Linked DNA regions of Mus musculus: regions 1 and 3 are each linked to region 2. A link is a contact called in ENCODE POLR2A ChIA-PET data. All regions are on one chromosome and are shown on one strand. The core of a region is the stretch at or near the end of the contact, and the rest is flanking DNA. Distances in the headings are between cores, read along the strand shown. Region 1 holds the start of Phf12 (PHD finger protein 12). Region 2 holds the start of Eral1 (Era (G-protein)-like 1 (E. coli)). Region 3 holds the start of Proca1 (protein interacting with cyclin A1).

Region 1 (3,284 bases), core at 334-2,833, 98 kb after region 2:
CCATCCCGGGGTCAAGACACGCCGCTGCTCCTTCCCGCAAATTGGCCGGATCCCGGCAAATACCAAGGGCGCAGAGGCGCTCGCCCCAGCGACTAGAGAGTCGGCTAGCGGCTGCAAGCTCCCGTTATTTCTACAGGCCTGGTGAAGGAATGTGCTGAGTAGGGTCTGCCAAGGGGCTCCAAAGGGGTCCCCAGCCCTTACCAGCACTGGAGGTGGAAGGCGGCAGGGCAGTGATCGCAGCACAAGAGATCCCCACCTTCCTTGCAGCTATCGCAGCTGTCGTGGTTGGTGGCCCTGCCGCTTCTCCGGGACTCCTTCTCGGGCTTCCGACTCCGCTTTTCTGCCTCGTCCGTCTTGGGGGGAGCCAGCAGAGCTTGGATTTGCTGCACACACATACAGACGGCATGTGTGCACATTCGGAGCTCCCGGGTAGCCCGTAGTCCCACCGGCGCCGCTTCTCCGTCACCCACCCCTCTTCCCCCTTTTGTCCTTCTTCCTCCCATCCAGGCTGCTTCCAGAACCTCTCGGTCCCCGGAATCAAGGGGAGCCCACCCTAACTGCGTTCCTGCAGCACAACAAGAAAAGCTCCTTCCAAATGGGGAGGACCAGGGTAGGGGGATGGGGAGAGGGTGCGCGGTTCTCTTCTTGCCACTTCCTTGTATGGACAGTGGGGGACTCCAAAGCCCGGCTCGGGAGAGGCCCGAAGCTTGGTACCCGGACGTGCAGGGGGAAGCACAAAGGGGCCGACAAGAAGGGGGTGGGGAGGCCTGCCGGTGCAATGAAATGGAGTGGGCTGAAGCCTCAGGGAGCGAATCGAGGGCGGCTGGTAGGTGAAACTGCTGCAGACGTCCTCGGAAGCTAAGCTCAGTCCCCCAAATTGCAAAGAGGGGAGGAAGAGACTGGGTGAGGAAGAACAACCCCCCCTTTTCCCGGCCCTCTGGCGCTTCGAGCTTAGGGCCGGCTTTGTGGGGCGGAGGTACCCTCCTGGCACTGGGGGGAAAAGGATGAGGGCCACTCTTACCTCCATCAGCCCCCCCGACGTGTCCAAGTCGTACACGATCGTCTTGGTCTCCATTTTCTCCCACATTCATCCACCTCTCGGGCTGGGCGCTCTCTGCTCCGGCCCCCCCAGCCCCGGGGGGAGGGGGGAGGAGGGGAAGGGGGCACCTCTGACCCCCGGTCCCCTTCTCTCTTCCCAACACAGGTTCCGACTTCCTCGCCCTGGCTCCCCCCCACCCCCCGGCCCCCAGTCCCTGGGACGGCAGCGTCCTCCCCACGGGCCGCGAGAGGGGAGCAACCCCTCAGCCCCGGCCCAGCGGCTGGCTGCACAGTGGATCCCGGCTCCGGGGGTCAGGCCTCGGCGGGGGCCTAGGCCCACAGGCTAAAGCTGGCGCTGGCGACCGCTGGTCCGGCCGGGAAGGCTAGCGGGCGCTGCCATCCCGGGCTTGGGGGACCGGAGGGGGGGGTGAGAGGTTAGGTGAGGTTGTGGTTCGTGAGGTGACTCTGGGGAGGATGATGGGGGGTGGTCCCCGGGCTCCGCCTCTCGCCGCCGCTGCCGTCTGCGTCCCGGCTGCCGCGCACTTGGCGCAAACTTACCGCGAGCGCCCGCAAAGCCACCCGCGCAGGCGCCCCGGGATCGCCGCTCGCCGCGCGCAACCGCAGTGACAGCCGGCGGCCTGGCTCCCGCGCAGCCGCGGTGATGGGGTACCCCCCGGCGCGCAGCCGCGCTGGCATTCGCCCGGAGCCCAGAAGCCCCGCCTCTCCGCCGTGCGCCGGCGTACTGCGATTGGAGGGCGGAACCTGAGGCCTCGCTTAGGCGCCTGGGAAAGCGCGTAGGGGTCACGGCGCAGCCGCAGGAACTGGAAGACGCATCACCCATTGGTGTTTGTGTGCGGACCACGGGCTCTGGTCCCGCGCAGGCGTGTTGGGTCGCCACCCTCCCGTCCCCTCACACAGCCGCCTCACGCGCAGGCGCGTTGTACCTGGAGGCCTGCACAAAAAAAAAAAAAAAAAAAAAAAGCTTCTCCTTTCGCCATTTTGGTAATGAGATTTGGGGCTACCATGCCCTTGGAGTCCTCAGTCACGACCAAGGAGGAGCGTGGGATGCTGTATGGAGCTGGTAGCTTTCGGCTGCAGCAGTACCCATATGGATGGTGTAGTGGACTGTTTGTCTCCAGTGTCAGGTGTGTCTGGACTAGGCCGCCATATTGGTAAAGAGGGAAAAAAAAAGCATTGCGACAAAAAAAAAAAAAAAAAAAGACGCTTTTGGTGGCAGATCGGATGACTGCTCTTTCCACTTCATTTCCACTCTCAGCACCTAATTTTAGCACGAGCATTGCTGCCTTGGGTCCCGATGGAACCCAAGATATTTCAAGCTGTTCTTACCCTCTCTTAACCACTGTCCCTGTGAACTACTCCGAAAGAGGAAGTCAAAAGCCCAAACAGTCCGTAATCCTGACAACGCCCAGCTACCTGCCTACAGCTGACTTCAATCCCCATCTTGCAACGCGCAGAGTTCAAAGGGTGAACGGGACCGCTTTGCACTCTGGTAGTTAGACTCGCGATGGATCTGATGGATTGTGGGAGTTGTAGTTCAGCCTTCAGGCGCTGCACTGGACCATAGGATGTACACGAAGAAAAGCCTGCCGGGAAAGGATACTTTTGAGAGCTGCCGTATTGCACACTGGGGTTTGTAGTTTGAGCCCCTCACCTCGCATTCTGAGCAGAGAGACATACCTCTCTTTGGGTGTGCGCTGTTATGCCCTTGTTATCACTTTCCAATATGGACAGATACTCTGCCTAATTGCGAATGAATGAACCCCACTAGGCATTAATTAACACTGGTGACATGCAGCTATGTCCTGCCGTTTCTTTCTTTCGTTTGTTCGTTCTGTTAAGACAGTCTTACTCCGCAGCCCTAGAACTTGTTATGTAGACTAGATAGGTCATGAACTCACAGAAATCCGACTGCTTCTGCCTCCGGTCCCATTTCTGGGATCGACGTGTGCTACTACGCCTGGAATCTCCTAAACTCATTTTTATGTTACTACACACATTATTCTCAGACCCGTAAACCTGGGAGGGACTTAGAGACTATTTGATTTAAATTCTTCATTTCCAGGTACAGAGTGGAGAGTGGTTTGCTTAGACGCATATTGAGTTTATAGCAAACCTAAAAAGGAAACATTTCTTGATTCACAGGTCAGACTTTGTCCCCTACACCGTGTTTACTGTCTCTGAGAAACTATTGCTCCTTCTTTTAGGACAGTCAGGACTGTAAGTCA
Region 2 (3,403 bases), core at 792-3,291:
TCAGGAGTCAGAGGCAGATGAGTTTCAGGCAGGCCAGGACTGTGAGACCATGTCTGGAAAAAACAATAAACCAAAAAAAAGTATAAATCTTTAAAAACCAAATATTTACTTTGACACTTTGATTCATTTCCCTTAAAATTTTGTCAGCCCTGGGATTTGTCTCCATCTGTTAACACCGAAGTCTTTAGTATGTATTCTTTGGCTGACTTTGCAGTATGCAATTTATCTACTTTTGAGTGTAGGGGACAGTCTCACTACGTAACCCTGATGGCCTGGCAATTGATATGTAGCTCTGGCTGTCCTCAAACTTGCAGAAATCTTTGCTTTGGTATCCAGATTTCTGGTATAGCCAGAAAATACTACCACACCCACTCACTCACCAAGCCTGAACAGCAACTGTTCTCACCAGTTTACCCATGTCCCCCGCCATTTTAAATTTTTGTTTTATTTATTCACAAACATGGTCTTCCCATGTATCTCTGACTTGCCTAGAATTGACTAGGTAGACCAAGCTGACTTCTAACTTGCAGAGATCATCCTTCTTCTGCCCACTAAGTGCTGGGATTAAGACAACATCTAATCTTCCAGGTTTCTCAACCTACCCTTACCCGTTTTTTTTTTTTTTTTTTAAATAAATCTTTTTTTTTTTTTAAAGATTTATTTATTTATTATATGTAAGTACATTGTAGCTGTCTTCAGACACTCCAGAAGAGGGTACCAGATCTCGTTACGGATGGTTGTGAGCCACCATGTGGTTGCTGGGATTTGAACTCTGGACCTTCGGAAGAGCAGTCGGGTGCTCTTACCCACTGAGCCATCTCACCAGCCCCCCTTACCCGTTTTTTAAGACAAGTATTCATCCCAGGCTGGCCCTCAATATCCTCATCCTTTGGCCTCCACCTCCTAAATGTTGGGGTTACAGGAACGCTCCATCACATACAGCTACCTGCTTTTTTTTTTCTTCTGCTCATTTTCCTTCAGTAAGATTTAATCTCAGAGCCTCGAGATTTAATCTCGAAAAAAAAAAAAAGCTTTAATCTCAGAGAATAGATAGGAGTTGATATTTAGAGAGGTAAATACAGTCTGCTACTCAACAGGAATGTTTACCACAGAACCACCCTTTAACTGAGGTCTAGACACCAAAAAGGTGCAGACTTCACAAAGCAACCTGTGCTGACTAGTTTTATGATAACTTGACACAAGCTGGTGTCATCTCAGAGGACGGAACCTCGATTGAGAAATTGCCTCCATAAGATTGGGCTGTAGGCATTTTCTTAATTAACTGTTGATATGGGAGGCATTGTGAGTGGTGCCACACCTGGGCTGGTGTTCCTAAATGCTATAAGAAAGCAGGCTGAACAAACCATGAGGAGTAAGCCAGTAAGCAGCATCCCCCTCCACGGTCTCTGCATCTACTCCTGTCTCCAGGTTTCTGCTTGGTTTGAGCTCCTTCCTTGTCTCCCCTCAGTGGATTGTGAGTCTAGACATATAAGCCAAATAAAACCCATTCTTCCCCAAGTAGCTTTTGGTTATGGTGTTTCATCACAGCTATAGTAACCCTAAGACTGCCACGCCCAGCTAAAACACAGCAAAAGAGGAAATAAGAAAGGATCCTGCAGGGTTGAGGCTAGAAAGCACTTAAAAAAGAAAAAGAAAAAAATCTAGTGAAATGAAGCTTAGAGCCCGTTCCCATGCCCACGCCCACTCCTAGCAATAAGAGAGTTTCTCCTCTTAAGCCGCTAAGAGGAGCTTCTGCGGTATGGTGTCCCGAGGAATGTCATTAGGAAGACATGGTTTAAAAGCTCTTTACACAACTTTGGCAGGAGGAGAAATGATGTGTTTGGGAGTCCAAGACGACTGTTATACTCAGGCAGGAAACACAGCACAATTTTGCCTTTCCTTAGCCTTTGGATACCGTCTTTCCCTCCGCCTCCTAGGGTATCCCTTGTTGTAGAATGGAGATTCTGTTTGGGCCGATCTAGCTTTCTTCCACTCGTTGGTCCGTGGGCTTCTCGGTCCAATCGCGTCGCGCTTCTGATCGGTACCAGGGTGCATTGCGGCAAAATGGCTGCCCCCAGGCGGTACTGCGCTGGGCTCGTTCGGGCCTTGTTAGGGGCCCGACAGGTGGGTTCGCATGCAGGGAGGGAATGGCTTGCTCCGCCCGGCTGTCTTCTAGGTAACCAGGCGAGGTGCGTGTCCTGTGTCGTGGGCTCCACTTTCTCTGGTCCCCTCCTGGCCTCGGCCTCTAGTCGTTATGGTCAGGACTCCGCCTTGGACCGTATCCTTGGATTTTCTCAGCCTGACAGTTCGTTGGTTCCGAGCGTCCCCGCGGTGTCGGTGCACAGAGGTAAAGGGTCCAGCTATGTTAGTTACAGGTGTTTGGTTCTATGACATGTTTTGATGTGTAGCCCAAACCAGCTTGGAATTCGGATCTTCCCGCTGCAGCCTCTTAAGTGTTGGGATTACAGGTGTTGGCCATGACCGGCCTCTGATGGTTTTAGCAGTGGAAATCATGTATCGTAAGTAAAATCCCTCTGCCTCTAGAAATAGCAGTTTAACTTCTCATTTAATAAAAAATAAACCTGAGCCCAAGGAGAGGCGAGTGGAGAAGGCTGTCAAAGAGTTTGAAAGTGAGGGTCTGTGAAACAGACGAAGGCTCTTGTTGCTTGACAACCTGAGTTCAGTCCTTGGAACTCATATGGTGGAAACTGAGACCCAGACAGTTTTGCCCTAACTACCATAAGCTCCCACTGACACACAAATAAATAAATATAGCAACATAAAGAGTTTTAGGAATGTGAAGAACCTAGACCCTCTGTTGGTTACAGTCAGTCATTAGTCAAGGCAAAGTTGTCTCCCTCAGTCCTCAATGCCCAGCCTGTGTTTTTTTTTTCTCCCATACAGTTGTCATTTTGAAAAAGAAGTTATTCATAAATAGTTAATGTGATTCCATATTACATATGAAAAAAAAAAAAAACAAGAGACTTAGAGAGTTTAGGTAACCTAATGATCAAGTAAGCTCAAATGCCAAACTATTCTCAAAGTTAAGAATGGGTTGGCTTCTGCCAAGCCATTACCAGGTCCTCAAGTCCTCATCAAGCAGTATAGACCCAATACGTGGATCTTGAGCCCTATCTACTTGGTTTAATCCTAAATTAAGTCAGGCCTTATGGTGCATGCCTGTAGTCCCTACACTGAGGAGGTGGAGGTGGAAGATCTGGAGAAAAATTTCAGCTCTGACTGTGGTACCCTATGCTGCTATGAAGGTACTGCAAAATGTTTCAATCTCTCCTTATGATACTGCATTGCAAGTAACAGTGCCTAGTCTCCTACCAGACTGTAGTCCATGCTTCTTTCAGGGTGACATTGAGACAGAGTTTCACTCTAGACCAGGATAACCTGG
Region 3 (3,275 bases), core at 584-3,083, 110 kb before region 2:
CTAGCACTCCTGTGAGCTGTAATGGGGGAGATAATCTCCCAGGATATACACTTTCACAATGCTGGACCCTACGGTGGGCTTTTAAAGTATGACTTTGATTCTAAATTGTTTATTGAGGGACCCTGACCCAGAGTGACTAAGTAATTTGCTCAGGATGAAAGGTGACAGCAGAGGCAGAAAAGCTGGTCTTCTTGGCTCCCAAGCCAGTGTGCCTTGCTGGCTAAGGAGACACATATCCTAAGCTAAGTACCCTATGCCACAGCTCCAAGGCCAAGCCCTGAAACTAGATTCAGCTCCTGCCTTATCCAGTTGTCACCCCCAAAACATTTGCTTTTAATCCCCACCTTGCGGATTCCTCACTTCTGATTTCCTTTCTTTGATCTTGATGCAGGGCCTCCCCTGTGGCGCTCAAATCCTAAAGCTATTCCAGTAAAGGCCTGTGCCTAGGCCAGGCTCAAACTGCACTGGACTCCTTTCCTCCTGTCACTCTAGCAGGCTTTATGCAAGGCTGAAGCCTGTTTGCCTTCCACTAATACTCCTAATAGATGTTGACAACATCAGCTGTTTGGGAGGGAAAACAGGAAGGATCAACGAGAAGTGGGATTTGGAGAGATAGTCTGCCTCTTTGTCCAAAGAGGACAGAGGGGAGCGGTGATCAAGGCAGTCGGTCCAGAGCTCCTGTGGCAGAATGAAGATGGTAATAGCTTGAAAGGAAGAGAAAAGCATGTGGTCTCTTCGTTGGGACAGGTAGCAGGGACCTAACTCAAAATGCACATTTATTTGTAGAGGATCCTCCTTATCCTGCAAAACCCCTCCCTTCCTTTGAGGCCCAGAGGACAGGCACTAGAGCAGCCAAAAGAATGTGTGTGGAGGGACAAAAAAAAAAAAAAAAAAGCCGGTCAGTGGTGGCGCATGCCTTTAGTCCCAGCACTTGGGAGGCAGAGGCAGGGGGGATTTCTGAGTTCAAGGCCAGCCTGGTCTACAGAGTGAGTTCCAGGACAGCCAAGACTATACAGAGAAACCATGTCCCGAAAAAAAACGAAAAAACAAAACAAAACAAAACAAAAGGTGTGTGGAGGGAAGAAAGAAAGAAAAAGGAAGAGAGAGCGAGAGCGAGAGAGCGCGAGAGAGCGAGCGAGAGAGCGAGAGAGCGAGAGAGCGAGAGAGCGAGAGAGAGAGAGAGAGAGAGAAAGAGAGCGAGCGAGAGAGCGAGAGAGCGAGAGCGAGAGAGAGAGAGAGAGAGAGAGAGAGAGAGAGAGGAGAGTGCAAGAGAGGCCAGTGAGCCCTGTTCTGGGAAATGTCTCCTAGCTAGGCACTTGGAGGTGATTATGATGTCACTTGTGGAATACTCAGACGCTTTCCCACCCTCAAGGTCAATGGAACTGGCCGCCCAGCCCTGGAGCCCAGATGAGCATTGGGCCAAGGGTTCTACCGAACCCTAGCGCCTTTGGGGCGGTAGCCCAGGCCAGAGGTTGCAGCCTAATGCTCAAGAGCTGAGCCTGGGTCGGGAGGAAGCCAAGTCAAGCAAACTTCCAGAGCCACGCCCAGCCACGCCCCCATCCTTCTGCCCCGCCCCTTACCAGTTCTCTCGGTTCTCTCAATTTTGCGGCCAGACCTTTCCTCAGTCCATCTTTTAACCGTTATTGTCGTCCTGACCCACATCGCTGTCAGCCCAGTTCTTCCACAGGACCCTACCTCGCAGAGTTCAACGTTGAACCTCAGCTTGGTCGAGCCCTCGGCCCAGCTGTAAGCTCCAGTCCAGCCCCTAGCTCCGCCTCATGCTTGCCCAACCCCCCGCCCGCCTCCCCCCCTCAGGTCTTCCAGCCCGGGTCTAAGCGTCAGTCGGGTTCTTCATCCGGGATCTCCAGCTCCTTCCAGTCCCTTCGTCACACCCTTAACGCCAGTACGGGCTTTTACCTTTACCTTACAGACCCAGCACTCAGTCCCATACTTAGCACCTTGCTGGTCCCTGCTTCTAGAAAACTCTAGCCCAGAGCCCCGCCCACAACAGTTGCTGGCCCCGCCCCTTCCAAATTCAAGCTCTAGCACCAGGACCGCCACGCCTTCTGGAGGTTAGCCAGGGACCAATCTTCATGAACGTATGTCCTTGCAGGTATCCTGGCTTTGCGTCTCCTTGGTGACAAGTCCCTCCTCCACTGTGTATAGTACACCCTAAAGCCCCCTAACCCCGGATCGCCAGACCCATCCCCCTCAGATCTACCCTTCAGATTTCCTCCCAATCCCTAGGCCCCACAGTGCCCTATTTTCCTGTTGAGAAAGTAAGGTGACTTACATTCGTGGTAACTCCATCCCAGTAGGAAACCTTCACGTTGCTCAAACACAGCGTCCACACTTCACTCGTATATCACACACGATGACGCCAAAAGTCTACACAGATCTAACATAAGAAGTACATGTGTGCGGGGTGGTGGTGGCGCACGCCTTTAATCCCAGCAACTCGGGAGGCAGAGGCAGGCTGATTTCTGAGTTCGAGGCCAGCCTGGTCTACAGAGAGAGTTCCAGGACAGCCAGGGCTACACAGAGAAACCCAGTCTCGAAAAACAAAAACAAAACAAAACAAAAAAGTATATGTGCAACTGTCCTATACATGCACCTCATGGGACTACACATTCGGGCAGGCCCCTGGGAGAACTGAGTATTGAGGTGACTTCTCACATGCACACTGGGTTAACCAACTCTGTACAAGACGATGTGAATGAATGAGAGCTGCTTCACAGATATCCCTCACGTCACATCTCTCAGTTTACCTCCAATCAGCTTCCAAAGCCAGAATAGGTGTACCTCAAAAAGCAGAGGATAGGCTGGCCATGGTGATGTTTGCCTTTAATCCACACACTTGCAGGTAGATCTCTGAGTTCGAGGCCAGCTTGATTTTCATCGTGAGCTCCAGGAGAGCCAAGATCAGGACTCAAAAAAAAAAAAGAGGGGGGGGGGTAGGGGAGAAAGCCGGATGTGGTGGCATGGGCCTGTGTGCCTTTGTTGGGAGGCAGAGGCAGGCAGATCTCTGAGTTTCAGGTCACCTGGGGCTGACCATGAAACCCTGTTTCAAAAATAAATAAATATAACCCCCTAGTAGTAAGGGTGGATTACTTCCTTAGAGTTGCTGGTCAGGGAAGCCTCTAGAACAATAGGGCTATTTACCACTGCTGTCAGCAACATTCCAAAACTGAATGGTAAGACCCTGTTGTTAATGATGTCATATGTGTTGGTTACAGGACTTGGGACTGAGCCAGAAGTGTCTGTACCAGTGGCCT

The links. ChIA-PET counts read pairs that join two places held with the same protein, here RNA polymerase II (POLR2A).
Region 1: POLR2A ChIA-PET joins it to region 2 with 11 read pairs in embryonic stem cell. The contact joins the promoter of Phf12 here to the promoter of Eral1 in region 2. POLR2A ChIA-PET finds 5 or more read pairs at or near these places in 4 of 5 experiments (Patski and embryonic stem cell).
Region 3: POLR2A ChIA-PET joins it to region 2 with 10 read pairs in embryonic stem cell. The contact joins the promoter of Proca1 here to the promoter of Eral1 in region 2. POLR2A ChIA-PET finds 5 or more read pairs at or near these places in 4 of 5 experiments (Patski and embryonic stem cell).

What each region holds. Positions count from the first base shown.
Region 1 is chr11:77,981,115-77,984,398 of GRCm38, reverse strand. It overlaps Phf12 (PHD finger protein 12), which reads right to left and starts at 1,583. Exons shown (of 15, transcript NM_174852.3): 1 at 1,022-1,583; 2 at 202-383. The coding sequence starts at 1,087.
Region 2 is chr11:78,079,021-78,082,423 of GRCm38, reverse strand. It overlaps Eral1 (Era (G-protein)-like 1 (E. coli)), which reads left to right and starts at 2,041. Exons shown (of 10, transcript NM_022313.2): 1 at 2,041-2,347. The coding sequence starts at 2,065.
Region 3 is chr11:78,193,260-78,196,534 of GRCm38, reverse strand. Proca1 (protein interacting with cyclin A1) reads right to left here and starts at 1,833. Exons shown (of 4, transcript NM_001368876.1): 1 at 1,581-1,833. The coding sequence starts at 1,662.